Regions from separate parts of the Homo sapiens genome. Here region 2 is linked to region 1. A link is a loop called in an ENCODE intact Hi-C map of the cell type or tissue named here. Cell type or tissue: endothelial cell of umbilical vein. All regions are shown on one strand. Each heading gives the region's core, and the rest is flanking DNA. Links, peaks and the distances in the headings are about the cores only.

What was found. Peaks named below come from ENCODE experiments on the same cell type or tissue, not always from the same donor. Only the 100,000 strongest peaks of a DNase experiment are listed, where the experiment ranks them.
Region 2: it touches region 1 in a loop (12-fold over the local background); 4 of 110 quality-filtered maps call a loop at or near these places.

The regions. Positions count from the first base shown.
Region 1 is chr19:51,076,853-51,087,127 of GRCh38, reverse strand. KLK14 (kallikrein related peptidase 14) reads left to right here and starts at 4,241. Exons shown (of 6, transcript NM_001369775.2): 1 at 4,241-4,406; 2 at 4,492-4,553; 3 at 5,425-5,596; 4 at 7,426-7,679; 5 at 8,177-8,313; 6 at 8,969-9,231. The coding sequence starts at 4,514. The coding sequence ends at 9,121. RefSeq lists a silencer at 242-536. In endothelial cell of umbilical vein, for the core only: no CTCF peak of the experiment used is centred there; no DNase peak of the experiment used is centred there.
Region 2 is chr19:51,149,257-51,159,531 of GRCh38, reverse strand. It overlaps SIGLEC7 (sialic acid binding Ig like lectin 7), which reads right to left. Exons shown (of 7, transcript NM_014385.4): 7 at 6,006-6,469. The coding sequence ends at 6,287. LOC101928517 (a long non-coding RNA gene) reads left to right here. Exons shown (of 5, transcript NR_110732.1): 3 at 3,059-3,186; 4 at 5,234-5,288; 5 at 5,576-6,609. Among named protein-coding and RNA genes, the nearest start is that of SIGLEC7, 12 kb to the right of the region's middle. RefSeq lists a silencer at 1,789-1,987. In endothelial cell of umbilical vein, for the core only: no CTCF peak of the experiment used is centred there; no DNase peak of the experiment used is centred there.

The sequences.
Region 1 (10,275 bases), core at 803-8,802:
AGAGTGACACCCTGTTTAAAAAGAAAAAAAAAAGCTCTCAACTTTCCTGACACTGCTCCCTCCTGGTGTCCCTCTTAGCTCTTCAATCACTCCTACCCCTGGCATAACTGTTTCTTACCCCCTGAGCTGTGAGTCTTCAGTGGGGTCCTCTCACTGTATACCCTCTCCCTAGGTGGGCTCCACACCGCTGGTATCCAGCACCATCCGTGCCGTGATGCCCCATCACTCTCCTGAGCTCCAGACCTGAGTATCCCGAAGGATTCTGCTCTCCCCTACTCAGGATCATGCCACCATCCCCCATCACCCTCGGAGTAAAATTCTCGCCCCTGCAGCACCAGGGCCCTGCTCATCTTGGCCACTCCTCTCTCCTACGCTCTGAGCTCTCTCACCATCCTCCTGCCCCACCATCCCTACTCGAAACCACTCACCTCCCTCCTACCCTCTCCACACACTGTCCATCCTCCCTGGCAAACTCCTATTCATCTGCAGGAACCTGCTAAGACTGCCCCTCCTCCTGGAACCCTTTCCCACACCTGAGGCTCCATCCAGCCCCTCAGCCTCCTCCAGGGGAGCACACGTGACACCAGATGGAGTTTCCTGTTGCCCCGCTGGCCTGTTTCACCAGACCGTGAGTTCACAGAGGAGCAGCGACTGAGGCTCTGTGTTCATTCATTCATCAGATGTTTATCGATGCCCGTGGCACAGCAAACAAGACCGTGCCAAGCAGGTGGTGGAGTGGTGAGCGAGATACCCTGGGAACCTAGCATGTGGTGGGAAGAGGGCCCAGCAACCTGGCCACGGCACGGCAGGTGCTGAGGTCCGGGCTGGGGACGGCAAGTCCTTGGGAGCCACCGGCGGTGAACTGGGCCTCATCAGCTGCATCTCCAGCTGTCTCCCTACCTTTGAGCTGAAGGCCTTGGGGAGCCTTCCAGTCATTCTGTGCCCTGGCTCAGGCTCTGCATAAACACAAGAACCCCCTCTTTATTTATTTGTTTGTTTATTTATTTATTTTGCAACAGAGTCTCGCTCTGTCACCCAGGCTGGAGTGCAGTGGCACAATCTCAGCTCACTGCAACCTCTGCCTCCCGGGTTCAAGCGATTCTCCTGCCTCAGCCTCCTGAGTAGCTGGGGCTACAGGCACCCACCACCATGCCCAGCTCAGTTTTTTTGTATTTTTAGTAGAGATTGGGTTTCACCATGTTTTCCAGGCTGGTCTTGAACTCCTAACCTCAGGTGATCCACCTTGGCCTCCCAAAGTGCTGGGATTACAGGCGTGAGCCACAGCACCTGCCCCCCTGCCACCCTTTAAAGAAAGGATTCTCTTGGATCTCAGGGATAGAGTGGCATGAAGGAGCCACTCCCAGGCTCCTGGGGGTTGACCAAGGCCTTCTGCTTAAGTAGGGTGTTCTTTTTAGGAACAGGGAGACCTTGTGTTTACTAGGAAATTCTGTTTTATTTTTAACTTTTTCCTTTGAGATAATTACAGACTCACAGGAGGCTACACACACAGCATAGGGAATCTCCCTCACCTACTTCTCCCCGTGGCGACACCTTGTGTAACTGTCGTTCAGAATGGAAACCAGGAAATCAACACAGAAACCAAACTATTAATGAGACTACAGATCACACTGCGCGTTCATTTTTCACACGCATTTCTTTGCACGTGTGTGTGTGCACGTGGGCTTCTGTGTCTCTTTATCTCATGTGTAGAATCGTGTAATCACCGCCACATCCAGTGCAAAGCTGATTCGTCACCACAGAGCAGCTCCCTCCTGCCACCCCATCCCTGGGTCCCAAGAGAACCCTTTCTTAAAAGAGGGAGTTCTTGACGGGTGTGGTGGCTCATGCCTGTAATCCTTGCACTTTGGGAGGCCAAGGAGGGTGGATCATTTGAGGTCAGGAGTTTGAGACCAGACTGGCCAACATGGTGAAACCCTGTCTTTACTAAAAATACAAAAAAATGAGCGGGGCATGGTGGTGGGTGCCTATAGCCCCAGCTACTCAGGAGGCTGAGGCAGGAGAATCGCTTGAACCCAGGAGGCAGAGGTTGCAGTGAGCCGAGATTGAGCCACTGCACTCCAGCCGGGGCTAAAGAGTGAGACTCTGTCTCAAAAAAAAAAAAAAGAAAAAGAAAAAAAGAAAAAAAAATAAAATAAATAAATAAATAAAATAAATTTAAAAATTTAAAAATAAAGAGGGGGTTCTTGTGTTGATGCCGAGCCTGAACCAAGGCAGAGGAGGCCGGGAAGGCTTCCCAAGGCCTTCAGCTCAAAGCAGGGAGGCCCATAGTTAAACAGAAACAGTTCAGGAATCACAGAAAGGCACCTGGGGAGAGATGGGTGTGTGGCTCCAGATGCAGGTGCCCAGACAGTGCGTCCCCAGGTGTACAGACAGACCCAGGCCAAGCTCCAGCTCAAAGAGCCAGCCTAGGGGGGTGCCGAGGTGGAGGGAGGCTGAGTCAGGCTGAGGCCGGGGAACAGTTGGGGTAGCCAAGGGAGGCAAGCAGCCTCCTGAGTCACCACGTGGTCCAGGTACGGGGCTGCCCAGGCCCAGAGACGGACACAAGCACTGGGGAATTTAAGGGGCTAGGGGAGGGGCTGAGGAGGGTAGGCCCTCCCCCAAATGAGGATGGAACCCCCCCAACTCCAGAACCCCCCTGCAGGCTGGCCAGAATCCTTCCCCATCTCATTCACTCTGTCTCTCCTGCTCTCTGCCGTCTCCTATTTTGAATTTCCAACCCCGTCTGTTAAGACTGTCCTTCTGTCTCTGAATCTCTGTCCCCTTCTCTTTCTGGGTCTCTCTCCCTCTCCCTCTGGGTCTCTGTCCCCCTCTCTGGGTCTCTGTCACTCTCTCTTTGCATCTCCAGCTCTCACTTTGTCTCTGCACCTAGCAGATCCCAAGCTGGGGAATGCCAGTTCTGGCACCAACCTTCCTGCTCCCTGCTGGGGCCTCTGCTCCCCCATCTCTCAGGAGTCGAAAGTGAGAAAGCAAGGTGGGCAGCTCTGCTCCAGGTCCAGGTATCTCCCGCCCACCTCCTGCCCGTCCTCTATCCCACCCCTCCTCTCCATCTCTCCCTGGCGCTGCCATCTCTCATCTAGGCCTCCGTCTCCTCTGTCATTGTCCCCATCCCCTGTAGGTGCCCATCCTTCCCGTCTCCCCTCTGCCATCGGCCTGCCTGTCCCATCCTCTTTCTCCCACCATGTCCCGTTCTCTTCCACGTCTCATGCCCGCACTGCCTTCATCATCATCGCTGTTGTTCTGTGTGTGTTTGTGGTGAGTGCCGCATGGTGGGGGCGTCTCGGCCTCTCTCCTCTCTCTCCACTGTTTTCTCTTTCTGTGTGTCTGTTTCCATTCTATCTCCACCTTCTTCCCTCCGTCTTTTGCTTTTCTATCTCCACTTCTCCACACCCCTCTCTCCCTGCGTCTCTGTGTCTCCCTCTTCCTCTGTCTTGTTTTTTTCCCACCGTCTGCCTCTTCTGTTCCCTGTCACATCCAACTTCCACCGGTTTCTCCAGCTCTCTCCTCAGTTCCTTCTCTCATGAGCACACCTGCCTCTGTGCTCGTATTCCTGGACTCCTCTCTCTCCACTGTCATATCTTCTCATTCATTTTCCCAGTCTCTCTCTGTCTCTTGCTCTCCCCCTCTCTGTCACTCTGTCTCTGTCTCTCTCTTTCTCTCTCTCTCTCTGTGTCTCTCTGTCTGGCTCTCTCTCTGTCTCTCTCTCCATCTCTCTCTCTCTCTCCCCCCCGTCACCCTGTCTCTGTCTCTCTCTGTCTGTGTGTCTCTCTGTCTTTCTCTCTCTCCATCTCTCTCTGTCTCTCTCTCTCTCTCTCTCTCTCTCCCTCTCTCCCTCCTCCCGTGACTCCCTCTCTCAGTCCATCTCTTCCTCCCTCTCTCAGCCCCTTCGTGCCCTTTCCTCTGACACTCCCCACCCTGGTTTCCTGACTCCACCACTAGATCCACCACCTCCAGCAACTGGGAACCCTCCCCTGCCCACCCTGCCCTGGGGTCCCCTCCCAGGATTCCTTCTAGATTATAGCATCTTCCCTGGGCGGGTTCTCATGAACAATTGTGGCTGCTTTTTTGGCCAGACAGGGGAGGGAGGGGATGGGATCAGGGAGTCCTGGAATGGGAACTAGGCAATAAAAAAAAAAAAATGTCAGAAGCAGGGCGGCGGGAGGTGGGGGCAGGGCCAGCTGTCCTTACCAGGGATAAAAGGCTTTGCCAGTGTGACTAGGAAGAGAGACACCTCCCCTCCTTCCTTCATCAAGACATCAAGGAGGGACCTGTGCCCTGCTCCACATCCTCCCACCTGCCGCCCGCAGAGCCTGCAGGCCCCGCCCCCCTCGTCTCTGGTCCCTACCTCTCTGCTGTGTCTTCATGTCCCTGAGGGTCTTGGGCTCTGGGTAAGTGCCCCTTGCTGTCTCTGCCTCTCAGCCCCCGGTTCTGTTGAAGGTTCCTTCTCTCTCACTTTTTCTCTGCATTTGACAGGACCTGGCCCTCAGCCCCTAAAATGTTCCTCCTGCTGACAGCACTTCAAGTCCTGGCTATAGGTAAGAGAACGGTTGGGTATGACACAAGGGGGTCCCCTGGAGACTCTGAGAAGAGATGGGGATGGGTCCTTGGGGCCCCTGGATGCTCATGGTGACCTCATAAGAAAGAGCAGGGAGTGGTTTGGGGGTCATGGTGGGGGAACGTGCTGGAGGCCTAAATTCCTAGTTGTGGAGGTGCTAGGGAATTGTGGGGCCGGGGAGAGAGGTGTTTATAAGGTCTGGTGCAAAATACATAAGGAATCTTAGGGAACTATTAGGTCCTGAGTGGGTCATAGCAGAAAGATCACGGGGCTCTACCTGACTGTGTTAGGAAAGAAACAATGTCAGAAAGATGTTTTGTTGTCAGAGGGAAGGTGGAGAAGGATGATGGGATGGCGGGATCGTGGCATGGGGTGGCGGGATCGTGGCATGGGTGTGTGAGGTGGATGGGGGCAAGTGTGGGGCAAGAGATGGCGGATCCTTGGGGTCCCACTGAGTGGGAACGTTGGGGAGGAGACAGGGAGGTCCTTGAATGTGTTGGGGAAGGACTCATTGGGGGGAAATGTGGCATATTTCGAGAAGTGATCACAGAAATTATGGGAGCATAGAGCTAAGGGTCGTAGATGTAGCAAGGCCCTGGATAAGGTGGCCACGGCACAAAATAAGAGATGCTACGGAGGTGACTTGGGAGGTGAGTCAGAAAGCTCTCCGTGCTGGGGCAATAACGGGGTCAATATTGGGCATGTCTCACCCTGGGTGGGACAGATAGAGGCGGGCAGTTTAGGGGTTAGACCAAAAGGAAGGGGATTTGTCAGTTTTGGAATCCTACAAACTTGTGGAGTGGAGAGTGTTTGCTCATCTACTTTCCCCACCCAATCCTGTCCACTCCTAGCCATGACACAGAGCCAAGAGGATGAGAACAAGATAATTGGTGGCCATACGTGCACCCGGAGCTCCCAGCCGTGGCAGGCGGCCCTGCTGGCGGGTCCCAGGCGCCGCTTCCTCTGCGGAGGCGCCCTGCTTTCAGGCCAGTGGGTCATCACTGCTGCTCACTGCGGCCGCCCGTAAGTGACCCCCTCCCCTGTCCCTGTACCTAGTGAATTCCAGAGTCTAAAGCCCTAGAGCTGAGCTGAGAACCTGGATCTCTGTATAGAACCCAATGTAGTGGCTGGCTCCTGGTTTGAGGTCTAGAGAAGAGCCTGGAACAAAAACACAGCTCGGGATGTGGGCTCCTCCATAAATCTCGAACTCAGCATAGGTTCTGAAAGCAGATGGGCAGCTTGGAACCCATGGACCTGCTGAGAACCGAACATCTGATCCAGTGATTCTTCCAGAGGCCACACATTACATCGAGACCAAGCTTAGCCCATTCCAGATTGGTGGCTGAATTCAGGACCCCGTCTACATTCAGAAACTCAGGACACTACGTAGAACTCAGAGCCCAGTTCAGGACCTGCAGTCTAGCCATAAATCCAGAACTAGAACGCTGCTCACAGCTGGAACATACAACTCTAAGAATAGAGGCAAAACCTGGAGGCTGTTTCACACCCAAGGTTTAGTTCAGAGTCTAGTCTATAGCTCCGCTATGAGCAGACTTCAACCCAGTGTTTGAATCCCAGAATGTGGCGGGTGCGGTGGCTCATGCCTATAATCCTAGCACTTTGGGATGCTGAGGCAGGCAGATCACCTGAGGTCAGGAGTTCGAGACCAGCCTGAGCAACATAGAGAAACCCTGTCTCTACTAAAAATGCAAAATTAGCCAGGCATGGTGGCACATGCCTGTAATCCCAGCCACTCGGGAGGCTGAGGCAGGAGAATCACTTGAACCTGGGAGGCGGAGGTTGCAGTGAGTCAAGATCGCACCATTGCACTCCAGGCTAGGCAACAAGAGCGAAACTCCATATCAATCAATCAATCAATAAATCCCAGAATGCAGATCCTAATCAGAAGCCCCATATAAAACCTAGACCCCTCCTAAATTCTAGATCTGAACTTACAACCCAGACCCCAGCCAAGAGGTCAAAATGCCTATAAGCCATATCTATGCCATAAACAGGTCAGTCTAGAACCTAGAGATCAAAGCTCAGGCCAGAGTCTAGAATATAAAGGCCAGAATGCAAACCAGACTCTAGAATCTTGGATCCGGGCCATAACCTAGAGCTCCAACTAGAACCCAGAGCCCAACCTGAGGTCAAGGGCTAGGGCCAGAGTCCAGAACCAAGAGCCCTATAATCCAATATGAAACAGACCTGTAGAGGCTGGGTGCGGTGGCTCACGCCTGTAATCCCAGCACTTTGGGAGGCTGAGGCGGGAGAATCACTTGAACTGGGAGTTGGAGGTCGAGAGTGAGCTGAGATCGTGCCACTGCACTCCAGCCTAGGTGACAGAGCGAGACTCCATCACAAAAAAAAAATAAATAAATAAATCAAGTCATAATCCAGGTTCGATCTAGAATCCTGATCTTAGCATAGAGTCAAAAGTTTAAGATGTCTAGAACTCAGAACCCAGGCTAGAAACAGAATGGTGCCTACTCCGGAATATCAGTTCCGATTTAGAGCCTAGACTCATAACGCAGTTTCGCTTAGGACTCAATGCACCGAGCCCAGCACAGACCCTGGCACGGAGCCAAGCTCTCCCAATCATCACCTTCTTCCCAAGCCAGGAGCTGGAGCCCAGCCCAAGAGCGGAAGGAGAGGCAGCTGGGGCTGGGCCGAGAGAATGCCCTGGCCATGGGGAAGGGCACAGGAGGCCAAGAATGCTCGGCCTGCAGTTAGTGAGAAGCAGGCTAGACCTCGGGGAAGACTCGTCACCCGGCCAGGGAACCGGGCTGGAGGGTGGGGAGGAGTCTCTGGCTCAGACCCTGAGCAGCGCTTCTCTTGGGGGTCGTGGCCAGGATCCTTCAGGTTGCCCTGGGCAAGCACAACCTGAGGAGGTGGGAGGCCACCCAGCAGGTGCTGCGCGTGGTTCGTCAGGTGACGCACCCCAACTACAACTCCCGGACCCACGACAACGACCTCATGCTGCTGCAGCTACAGCAGCCCGCACGGATCGGGAGGGCAGTCAGGCCCATTGAGGTCACCCAGGCCTGTGCCAGCCCCGGGACCTCCTGCCGAGTGTCAGGCTGGGGAACTATATCCAGCCCCATCGGTGAGGACTCCTGCGTCTTGGAAAGCAGGGGACTGGGCCTGGGCTCCTGGGTCTCCAGGAGGTGGAGCTGGGGGGACTGGGGCTCCTGGGTCTGAGGGAGGAGGGGCTGGGCCTGGACTCCTGGGTCTGAGGGAGGAGGGGGCTGAGGCCTGGACTCCTGGGTCTCAAGGAGGAGGAGCTGGGCCTGGACTCATACGTCTGAGGGAGGAGGGGCTGGAGCCTGGACTCCTGGGTCTCAAGGAGGAGGGGCTGGGCCTGGACTTCTGGGTCTGAGGGAGGAGGGGCTGGGGACCTGGACTCCCGGGTCTGAGGGAGGAGGGACTGGGGGTCTGGACTCCTGGGTCTGAGGGAGGAGGGGCTGGGGGCCTGGACTCCTGGGTCTGAGGGAGGAGGTGCTGGGGCTGGACTCCTGGGTCGGAAGGAGGAGGGGCTGGGGGCCTGGACCCTTGGGTCTTATGGGAGGGTAGACCCAGTTATAACCCTGCAGTGTCCCCCAGCCAGGTACCCCGCCTCTCTGCAATGCGTGAACATCAACATCTCCCCGGATGAGGTGTGCCAGAAGGCCTATCCTAGAACCATCACGCCTGGCATGGTCTGTGCAGGAGTTCCCCAGGGCGGGAAGGACTCTTGTCAGGTAAGGCCCAGGATGGGAGCTGTGGTAGGGATTATTTGGGACTGGGATTTAAGCAAATGATGTCAGGAGCATGGAAGTCTGCAGAGGTCTTCAGAAGAGAGTGAACCGCAGGCACAGAGAGATTCCGATAGCCAGGCCACCCTGCTTCCTAGCCCTGTGCCCCCTGGGTAATGGACTCAGAGCATTCATGCCTCAGTTTCCTCATCTGTCAGGTGGGAGTAACCCTCTTAGGGTAGTTGGTGGAATGGGATGAGGCAGGTTGGGGAAAGATCGCAGAGTGGCCTCTGCTCATATGGGTCTGGGAAAGGCTGTGCTGAGGCTTCTAGAAATCTTAATGCATCCTTGAGGGAGGCAGAGATGGGGAAATAGAAAAAGAGAGACACACAAATGTTCTACAGTTGGAGCGAACAGAGAGGGGCCTGGTGAGATTCAAGGGACAGGCAGGTGCACACAGAGACAGAGCCAGACCCAGCGGAGAGGGAAGGAAGTGCCCCGACCTCCGGGGCTGAGACCTCAGAGCTGGGGCAGGACTGTGTCCCTAACTGTCCACCAGTGTCTCTGCCTGTCTCCCTGTGTCTGCTTCTCGGGTTCTCTGTGCCATGGTGGCTCTGGCTACCTGTCCATCAGTGTCTCCATTTCTGTTCCTCCCCCTCAGGGTGACTCTGGGGGACCCCTGGTGTGCAGAGGACAGCTCCAGGGCCTCGTGTCTTGGGGAATGGAGCGCTGCGCCCTGCCTGGCTACCCCGGTGTCTACACCAACCTGTGCAAGTACAGAAGCTGGATTGAGGAAACGATGCGGGACAAATGATGGTCTTCACGGTGGGATGGACCTCGTCAGCTGCCCAGGCCCTCCTCTCTCTACTCAGGACCCAGGAGTCCAGGCCCCAGCCCCTCCTCCCTCAGACCCAGGAGTCCAGGCCCCCAGCCCCTCCTCCCTCAGACCCGGGAGTCCAGGCCCCCAGCCCCTCCTCCCTCAGACCCAGGAGTCCAGGCCCCAGCCCCTCCTCCCTCAGACCCGGGAGTCCAGGCCCCCAGCCCCTCCTCCCTCAGACCCAGGAGTCCAGGCCCCAGTCCCTCCTCCCTCAGACCCAGGAGTCCAGGCCCCCAGCCCCTCCTCCCTCAGACCCAGGAATCCAGGCCCAGCCCCTCCTCCCTCAGACCCAGGAGCCCCAGTCCCCCAGCCCCTCCTCCTTGAGACCCAGGAGTCCAGGCCCAGCCCCTCCTCCCTCAGACCCAGGAGCCCCAGTCCCCAGCATCCTGATCTTTACTCCGGCTCTGATCTCTCCTTTCCCAGAGCAGTTGCTTCAGGCGTTTTCTCCCCACCAAGCCCCCACCCTTGCTGTGTCACCATCACTACTCAAGACCGGAGGCACAGAGGGCAGGAGCACAGACCCCTTAAACCGGCATTGTATTCCAAAGACGACAATTTTTAACACGCTTAGTGTCTCTAAAAACCGAATAAATAATGACAATAAAAATGGAATCATCCTAAATTGTATTCATTCATCCATGTGTTTACTTTTTATTTTTTGAGACAAGGTCTTGCTCAGTCTCCTGGTGAAATGCTGTAACGCAATCATAGCTCACTGCAACCGTGACCTCCTGGGCTCCAGTGATCCTCTTACCTCAGCCTCCCGAGTAGCTGGGACCACAGGTGCCCGTCACCATGCCCCGCTACTTTTTAAATTTTGTGTAGAGATGAGGTTTCCCTGTGTTGCTCAGGCTGGTCTCGAACACCTGACCCCAAGCAATCCGCCTACGTCGGTTTCCCAAAGTGCCGGGATTGCAGGCGTGAGCTGCCGCGCCCAGCCTTATCCATCCAATTAATGACTTCAAGAAACATGTACACAGTGGCCCCACCATGCCAAGCCAGGAGCTGTGTACTGACAAGTGGCTGCCTCCCTCTTTGCGTGTTTTTCCTTGGGAGTCCCCCGTCCACCCCACTGTATCAGGTTTCTAGAC
Region 2 (10,275 bases), core at 835-8,834, 72 kb before region 1:
GTGGCGGGCACCTGTAGTCCCAGCTACTCGGGAGGCTGAGGCAGAATGGTGTGAACCCAGGAGGCAGAGCTTGCAGTGAGCCGAGATCACACCACTGCACTCCAGCCTGGGCGACAAAGACTCCATCTCAAAAAAAAAAAAAACACAAAAAAACCCCATAATTGTTTCCCTCCAATATTACAGCATGTTTTTTGTTTGTTTGTTTGTTTTTCACTTTCAAAGGGAAAAAATGCATTGACTTCTGTTGTCTGGGAAATCTGAGGGGTAGACCTGGTTTTAAATGTGACTGGATTTCAGGGTCAGATGATAGAAAGGCCCATCTCGCTACTTGGTTTTGGCTCTTGTTTTTGTTTGTTGTTGCTGCTGTGGTTGTTCATTTATTCTCCCTGGTTTTTGTTCTCAGGCTCATAAAGGTAGGAGCTCTGATGTCCACTTTGCAGATAAGGACACTGAGGCACACAGAGATCAAGTAATTCTCCTTCTGAGACAGAGTCCATGGACTTCCCACTGCCCCATGACACTTGGTTATGTCTGTGCAACCAACTCAACAGTCTCTGCCATGGTTAGGGCGCCCCCTGCTGCTCACCCAGAGAGTTGCAGGGATCACTGCACCAATCTTCTCCACCCTCTTTGACCCCCAAATGCTTCCTGACACCTGACTCCCACCCATTCAGAGACTAACCTATGTCAAGATTTACAATCTCACCGAACAGGAATGATAACTACAGGAAGTAGTTATTATTTAATGTTATTAGTAATGTTATTGCTATTGTTAATGTCATTATTATTATTTCTCCATTTCACTTCCATCTTCTCTGGAAGCTGATTCGGGGCTCCTGCCTCTCACCTTTTCTATCCACTTCTTATCCCTTCCCCCAGGAGGTTGTAGACAAAGATTAGTGCTGATGCATCGTGCAACTCCATGGCTCCCCCTGGTGGTGTGATGCATTTGGGGGTGATGGGGTTTGCTCACACAGCGCTGCAAGGACGCGGGTAGGGACCTGTCAGAAATCTACCTTGTGTATAGCTCCTCAAAGATCCCAGGTTAACATTCCTTGTGATCTTCAAGCCTGAAAGACAGGAAGGAGTCACTGTTCATTAGTGTCCACTCTGGCTGTGCCAGGCAAAACTTTGCCCTGGGAGGAACTGTGACGTTTTGCTCTCTTGATAAGAAGGTACAAAGCTGAGCTCCAGAAAGAGATTAAAGGCTTTGGGGGGCTGCTCCCGAAGCTGCCTCCTGCCCCTAGGTGAGCACTGGGTGCTACCACTCCTGACTGGAGAGACAGGGTTTCAGACAAGATTCTCAAAGTCATGGGGGATCCTGGATGAGATGGGCCAGGTATAGTTCTGGGGTTTGCTTGAGAGAATGAAAGTGAGTCCCTGAAGGTCGAGGTGCCCTCCAAGCCTACACCCCCCTCCTGAGAGCAGGGTCCTCATGAGGGTCTCATTGCATGAGACAGTCAGGGTCATGCCACGGACTCTGTCTGAATGAAGCCACTTCTGCCATATTCATCCTGACTGTTCAGACCAGGCATCACTGGCCGTGCACAGTCTAGATGGAGGGAGGGACATGTTTCTGCAGGGACTTGGCACAATGCTGTGTCTAAAAGGAGTGCTCCATGTTGGTGCAGCCAAATAGAGCTGATGAGATGCTCTCTGTGGCCGTGGTTGCTGGTTTCTTCTCAGTATTCATTCCCTCTTTTTCCTTAGTAATAAGGACCTCAGACACAAGAGCCTAGCTAAGAAGGATTCCACGTTTTACGTTCTCCACTTGCTTCTGAAGTTAAGCATCACAACAGCCCTATGAAGAGGAAACATTTCATATCTTCATTTTACAGGTGTAGAAAGAGGCTTAGGGGAGGGAGGCAACTTAACTGAGATCACATGGGAAGTAAGTGGCAGTGCTTGGTTCAAACCAGGCAGTGTTGCCAGGAATCCTTTCTATCCTCAAACGACCTGCACAGCCTTTAATCCAGCAGTCCTGAGTAGTTAGGGAGCAATTCACAAGACTGCCCTCACTTCTGATGCCAGCTGCACATTGGGGAGTCCCTGACCACATTCAGTTTTGATAGTTCACTAGTAGGACTCAGAACTCACTGAAAGCTGTTATCCTCATGTGATGTCTCATTACAGCAAAAGGATACAGATTAAAGTCAGCCAAGGTGAGAAGAGCATGGGGCAGGGTCCAGGGAATTCCGAATGGGGAGTTTCCAGTTGTCCCCTCCCAGTAGAATCATAGACTGTGGTAATTCCTCCTGACATGACATGTGACAACATGCATAGAGCATTGCCAACCAGGGACACTCACCTGAGCCTTGATGTCCTGGTGTGGCTTTGTCACATAGATGTGGATAACTGTCTACATGGCTGACCTTAGTTTCAGCTGCTCCACAGATAGAGCTGATACCAGTGACCCAAAGTCCTATCGTTAGTTATATTATTAGACTATTTGGTGAAGTCCAAGGCTTTCAGGTAAACAAAGACACTCTAATCAGGTGAGACATTCCAGGGACTTAGAGGTTCCCTCCCAGTAGCTGAGAGCAAAGGCCAGGCCTCTTTTTGGCAGGGTTCAGCTCTTTGCCACACAAGTCCACCTCTGGGACTCACCACGGATCTGCAAATGGGACTAGGCCAGAGACATCCTGGGCCAGCCTGCAGCCAGGTTGGTCTGGGTTGGAATCAGCTCCAGCTCTTGAGCTCTGTGGACTTGGGAGCTGCCCTCACTACTCAGAACTGATGCACTCAAATGTGAAATAGGGACCCCAGTCCTCACTTCTCAGATTAGAAATGGTCAGTGTGCCTTTGCTGAGGTCTGCTTTTGTGTAAATAGGGGACTACTTAAAACCAATTATTTTTTAAATTGATGTTCAGTTTATTAAGTGTTCAAACCCCTTGACCCTTCAAATTCCACTCATTGATTTCTTTCTTCTTTTCTTGTAAACTTACTATAGTCACTGTCACTCTCTTTTACTGAAATTGAACAGACTGTGCTCCCTTAAACAGAGAGTTTGATTTAAAGAGTCAGTTATACATTCCATACATTCTTTTTTCTTTATAGCCCTTCAGCTGCCTACTGGGGCAAGTTCACAACCCAGCAAGATCCTCACAAATTCTCGGACAGCTCTTGGAAATCTAATCTACTGAGCTTATAAATACATCAACACTTAGATTCTTCCAGTGTTCCAGGTGTGTTCACAGAGTTTATCAAACTCTTCCACATCTTTCACCTGAAAAAAATAATCACACTTCTAAAATCACCTTTACATCTCCTTCTGGAAACACTTTAGTGGTGTGTTAGATTTCCTAATGCACAGGCTATGGCGCCCATTGTGTGGAAGCTGGGGTTGAAGCGTGAAGGATTTCTGATCTCCATACAGCTGTTTACAGGTCAGAGGCTTGGAACCAAGACCCAGGATCCAGAGGCTTCAGCTGCTCAGGGCGGTTGCCCCCAGGCCCTGAGACTGGCTCAATCCTTCTGTGTCAGTTGCAGTCATGAAGTCCTAATCCTCTCCTCCGAGCCTCATTGTTTTCCATCTATAAAATGGATCAATAGTGGAACCAATCACATGAGTTGTTCTGGGAATTCAACAAATGTGGGGACAGGCACAGAGCTTAGAACAGTGTCTGGCACACAGTAGGCCCCATGTGTTTGCTTTTACTCCAATGATTTTATTACGAGGTAAAGGGCTACCATGGGGCTGGCCCCTAGTAGGTCCCTGATCATGGCAGGTGCTCTTATTATGGTTATTGTTGTTGGCACAGCTGCCTTGCCTGGGGCAGGTCTAGGGGTCAGCTCAGGGTGCACAGTGGGGAACCTCTTGGCTGGAGGAGGACCTCATGAGGTGGTACCCAGGACCCCAAAGGGTCAGAAACACAGCCTCAGGCCTCCTTCCCTGTCTCTGCAGATGGGCCTGACTATCTGCTGCTGAGGGGCAATCCTGATGCCTTCAATGGCATCGTGACGGCTGAGATCGGCTCCCAGGTGGAAATGGAGTGTGTCTCCTATTCTTTCCCAGATCTCAAGTACTGCTGGATCCACAACAGCTCCTTCCTAAACTTCTCATATGCAAAGTTGTATCTCTTGAGTCTGGCCTGGTAGCAGATGGGCACTTACCAATGCACTGTGGAAAACCCCGTGACACAGCTGATCATGTACATGGACGTCAGGATCCAGGCCCCCCGTGAGTGCAGCAGCTCCCGTCCAGGCTCATGCTCTGCACATCTCCCTGCCTCCATGCCCTGCTAGGCAGTGCCCACCCTCAGGAGTGCCACCTCCACCCTGCCATGACATGCTCACAACCTCTGGGTGAAATCTCCCAGTCCTCTCAGGTCTGGGTCCAAAGATGCCTCCTCTATGAATCCTCTGGAGTCCTCAGATCAGAGTCAGGGTGAGTCACAGGGGGATAAGGGGGATAAGAGTGGTGGACATTAGCTGTGCACTTACCATGTGCCCACCACCATTCTAACCTGCTTGACCCTCACTGTCTCTCTATGGAGAAAGTGAATGTGATTAGCCTCACCTCCACTTTACAGGTGAGAAAACTAAGCCCCATGGAGTTTGAGTATTTTATTTAAGGCTTCAGTGCTAACCCACAGAAGAGGTGGGATTCAAGCCCGGGCAGGCCGAACCCACAGCCTGTGGCCTCAACTGTTCCCCTCAGCTCCCTCCAAGATGAGGAATTAGAAAGATGCAGGGATGGGACGGGATTTTGTCATAGCTCCATGACCATGACAAATCTCTACTCCCCACAAATTTCACCAAGCTCTTGGCTTGATTCTTGGGCCTCTAATAACAAAAGATAAACAAGCTGCTCTCCCTGCCCCCAGGGGTAATAATAACTAACCTAATTTCCAGAGTTGATGGCACGTCTTATGGCATGACATAACAGTGTGAAATAAATTATTATTATTAACTCCATCATTGTTGTTACTTACCCCTGGTAATTGCGCCAACAGTGTCAACTCCTTCCTCAGCTTCACCCGGCCTCTTTCCCCCACACAATGGCGTCTGCCTCCTGTGCCCTTGGAAATCTTTAAAAGTATGAGGATGTTGAGGACTCTCAGTGGAGAGGTGAAGACCGCAGACCATCTCCTCTACCTCCTAGGGTCCCACATGGGGAGGGCTTGGGCTTGGACTTGGCAGGAAGTTGGGCCCCTTCACCTCTCTACCCAGGACTCTCCCGTGTTTCTTATGGACCTGAGATGTGACTTCTTCCCTGATTTCTCCCCATAGGGCAAATCAGGCTGCATGTCCTCAGACCCGAGGACAAGACCAGAGGGGCAAGCAGGTGAGGAGAAGGTGATGGAGAAGGGCTGGGGTCTCCATAGGGCCTGTGAGGCTGGAAAGGGTCCAGGGTCCCTCTGGAGGGGACCAGCAAGAGAGGGACCCAGCCCAGTCACACCAAGGTCCGGAGATGGGGGCTCCTGGCGGAGGTCTGCAGACCCAACCAGGGCCCTGGGGATGAAATCATGGGCAGCATGGCCATTGGAAGCTCTATCTGCTGATCAGAGCTATGCAGGCTGGGGCAGGCCATGCGCAGAGCTGGGCTGTAATTTCAGGCGCCTCCTTTCTCAGCTCCTGTGTGTCCAGGTTCTCGGATTCCTTCACCAGAGGCCATGGAGTCAACGGAGATGCTGCAAACTTATGGCTAAGGGGTGCCCAGTCAGTGGTTGCTTCACTCAGTGCTGGGTGCCGGGTGAGAGAAGAGACCTCAGAATCAGGCAGGGATTAAATTCCAGTCCTGCCCTGAGTACCTGAGCGACCTGAACGCAGCCCCCGTGAGGCTCCCGCACCTCGATGCACCATGGAACGATCAAGTCAGCATGATTAGCACATCCATCAGCTCAAATTTTTATCTTTTTTTTTTTTTTTTGGTGACAACATTTAAACTCCTCTCTTTTAGCTATTTTGAATTATTCAGTACATTACTCTGTCATTGGAAACAACACAGATGAACTTAGAGGATGTTATGTTGAGTGAAATAAGCCAGGCACAGAGAGACAAACACGTTACAATCTCACTATATTCGGAATCTAAAGTAGTCATCCTTAGAGAAGTACAGAGGAGAATGGTGGGTACCAGAGGCCAGGGCGGGGAGTGTGGACCGATTGGATGGGGAAAGGGAGAGTTTGGTCATCAGGCATGCATTTTCAGTTAGACAAGAGGAATAAGTTCTGATGTCTTGTTGCACAGCATTGAGGGCTGCTAATTCTACTGGAATCAGCCTCAGACTCCTTTGCTGGAGGGGTCGTGAACCCTCAAACAAGCCCGAGCCTCTGCATTTTCTTACTTGGGGATCTTGATCTCTGAGTACTCATTGTTGGTGGCTTCTTGTCCTGATAGGTCCTGAGGCTCCCCCTTATGAAAGCTGAGGGGTGCATACTGGATCTCTCTTTCCTCCCCTGAGGAGTGGGCAGCCAGGCCATGGTGTCGGGGGTTATCATCTGCCCAGGACTCAGTCAGGTTACCCTGAATGGAGAGAGAGAAGAGAGTCAGAGCAGAGCAGTGGAAATAGGATAAGGCAGGGAGAGTCACAAGTTGTTTGATCGGTTGGTTGGTTCGGATATATTCCTCTGTATAGAATTAAACTTCATGAGTTCCTGCCTCTATCCCACGTTCATTTTATAGAAATCTCCTTCATTTATACTTTCCTGCAATATTTAACACTTATTGAGCAACTTGTTTGGTGTTTATTAATCTTATTAACTTCCCGCAACAACTCCATGAAGAAAGTAGCGTACCCAAACTCCCTGTTATGCCGGGACCCAATCCAGTCCCTTCCTTCTGACCCCAAAGCCTGGAGTCCTGCTGGGGCCCTCTGTGTGTGAAGCCCTGATCCGGGTGCTGGATGGACTGTGGTGGACACAGTAGGTGTTGGCCCTGACCTCCTGAAACTCACTTTTTAATTGAGGGAATTTGGCAAAAATGACTGTCAAACAAACGAATATCTATGTGTGAATTATAAGATGGGCAGGAAGAGGCTAAGTGAGAGAGAATTACAGGGCCTTGATTTGGATGGGGCACCTGCTCTTAGGAAGCTCACAGTTCGGTGGTATGGGGAGGACAACTCAGTCAAAGAAATTATATCCTCTGATAAGAAGTATAACTGCTCCCCAAAATGTCCATACCCTAATCCCCTGAAACCTGTGAATCTGTTACGTTACATTGCTAAAGGGACTTTACAGATGGAGCTAGGTTAAGGATATTGACATGGGGAGGTTATCCTGGATTATTTGGGTGGGCCCAGTGGAATGACAGGAGTCCTTACAAGTGAAAGGAGGAGGGCTTAGAGAGATTGGAAGATGCCAGGCTACTTGCCTTGCAAACAGAGGAAGGGACTTGAGCCAAGGAATGCAGGTGCCTCTAGAAGCCAGAAAGGGTGAGAAATTGCATCCTCCCCTGGAGCCTCCAGAAGGAACCAGCCCTGCCTGCCAATGCCTTGATTTTGGCCCAGTGACACCCATTTTGGGGTTGTGACCTTCAGAACTTTAATCCATGTGTGTTGTTGGAAGCCAGGAAATGCATGGTAATTTGTCACAGCAGCCACAGGAAACTAATACAGACTCACACAGCAGAGAGTGACAGAGGCTGCCTGGGAGGGTCCTCCTTCATCGCAGCCCTTCCCTGCTGCTCCCCTGTGCAGAAGATGCTCCATGGAACTGTCAGTGATTTTGCTTGCCAGATTCTCTCTTGATTACTCAAATTAATATTCACACACATACCAAGTCTAAGCACTGCTACTATCAAGGTCACTGTGACTACCACTTAAGTGGCTGAGTCTAAATGTCCACCTTGCAGTCTTCTCCTTCCTGGACTTTTCAGCAGCAGAGGACCCAGCTGCTCACCTTCCCTACACAGAAGGCCTTCTTGACTCAACTATAGGACATCATGCTTTTCTGGGTCCACCTCACCTTCTTGGCAACCTCTTTGCCAATTGCTTCAGGTCTCCCTGACCTTAAATATCAGAGCAGCCCCGGGTTCTTTTCTTCTTTACCTTTGCCTTGTGATCTTATCCACTGTGTTGGCTTCATGCCATCAATAGGCTAATGACTCCCAAATCTGTACCCCCAGCCCACTCCTTTCTCCTGACTATAGTCTTTGATCCAGTGGTATAATTCAAACCCCCGCGTTCTTGTCCAAAGACACACAAAACTCAACCTATTCAATCTGAACTCCTCCTTTTCTTTCCCAAATCCATTTCTTCTGCAATCTTCTCAGCCTCAATGATTGGCACCTCCATTCTTCCCACTGCTCAGGGCAAAAATCTGGAAGTAATTCTTGCTCCCTTTCTGTGGCTCACATTCTAATTCCAATTCATTAACAAATCCCAGTAGGTTCCACTGCAGAATTCATCTGGGAGACAGTCATGTCTACCACTGCTGCTATCTTGGTTCCAGCCAACACCACCTTCTGCCTGGGATGTTCACCAGCCTCCTGTCTACCTCCTATGCTCTCTCCTTCCCCTGCCACACACACGGTCTCTTCTGCACACAGTGGCCAGAGGAATCCCATGAAAATGAAAGTTGATCATGTTCTTCTGGTCTACAGCTATACCACCCTGAACGGACCCAATCTCGTCTGATCATGTCCTTCTGCTCAAAACTCTCCAAATGCTCACAGTAGCCTGTGCAGTCAGACACAATTCACATAGGCTCAACTCCTCCAAAGTCATTTCCTGCTCTCAGTCCTGCCTCCCTCTGTCTAATCACACAGATGTCCCATGGCTCCTCTCCTTTCCTCTTCCTGTGCCTGGGCCTTGCTTTGCTCCTCCCTCTGCCTGGAAGGCTCTTCAATCACACAATAAATGTCAGATCTGAGCCTCCTTCTGTTCCTACTGAAACTATTCCCAAATACGGAGGAAGACTGACTCTTCCCTAACTCATTCTATGAGGCCAGTATCATCCTGATACCAAAATCTGGCGAAGACACAACAAAAGAAGAAAACTTCGGGCCAATATCCTTGATGAACATTGATGCAAAAATCCTCAACAAAATACTTGCAAACTGAATCCATCAGCACATCAGAAGGTTAATCCAATATGATCAAGTCGGCTTCATGTTGGTTCAACATACACAAATCAATAAATGTGATTCACCACACAAACAGAACTAAAGACAAAAACACATGATTATCTCAATAGATGCAGAAAAGGCTTTTGATAAAATTCAGCATCGCTTCGTGTTAAAAACTCTCAGTAAACTAGGTATTAAAGGAACATATCTCAAAATAATAAGAGCTATCTATGGTGAACGCAGAGCCAACATCATATTGAATATGGAAAAGCTGAAAGCATTCCCCTTGAAAGCCAGCACAAGACAAGGATGCCCTCTCTCACCACTCCTGTTTAACGTAGTATTGGAAATTCTGGCCAGAGCAATCAGGCAAGAGAAAGAAATAAAGAGCATCCAAATAGGAAGAGAGGAATTTAAACTATCCCTCTTTGCAGATGCATGATTCTATATCTAGAAAACCTCGTAGTCCCAGCCCAAAAGCTTCTTAAATGATAAATAACTTCAGCAAAGTTTCAGGATACAAAATCAATATAGAAAAATCACTAGTATTTCTATACATCAGGAACTACCAAGCCAAGAGTCACATTAGGAACACAATCCCATTCACAATTGCCACAAAAAGAATAAAATTTTTAGAAATACAGCTAACCAGGGAGGTGAAAGAACTCTACAATGAGAATTACAAAACACTGCTCAAATAAATCAAAGGTGACACAAATGGAAAAACATACTATGCTCATGGATAAAAAGAATCAAAATCATTAAAATGGCCATACTGCCCAAAGAAATTTATACATTCAATGCTATTTCTATCAAACTACCAATGAGATTCTTCACAGAACTAGAAAAAACAATTTTAAAATTCATATGAAACCAAAAAAGTGCCCAAATAGCCAAGGCAATCCTAAGCAAAAAGAAAACCTGGAGGCATCACGTTACCCAAATTTAAACTATATTACAAGTCTACAGTAACCAAAACAGCATGGTAGTGGTACAAAAACAGACACATAGACCAATGGAACGGAATAGAGAGCCCAGAAATAAAGCCACACACCTACAACAATTTGATCTTCAACAAAGCTGACAAAAAAAAGCAATGGGGAAAGGACTCCTGATTCAATAAATGGTGCTGGGATAACTGTCTAGCCACATGCAGAAGATTGAGTGGGACTGCTTCCTTATACCACATATAAAAATCAACTCGAGATGGGTTAAAAACTTAAATGTAAAACTCAAAACTATAAAAACTCTGGAAGACAATG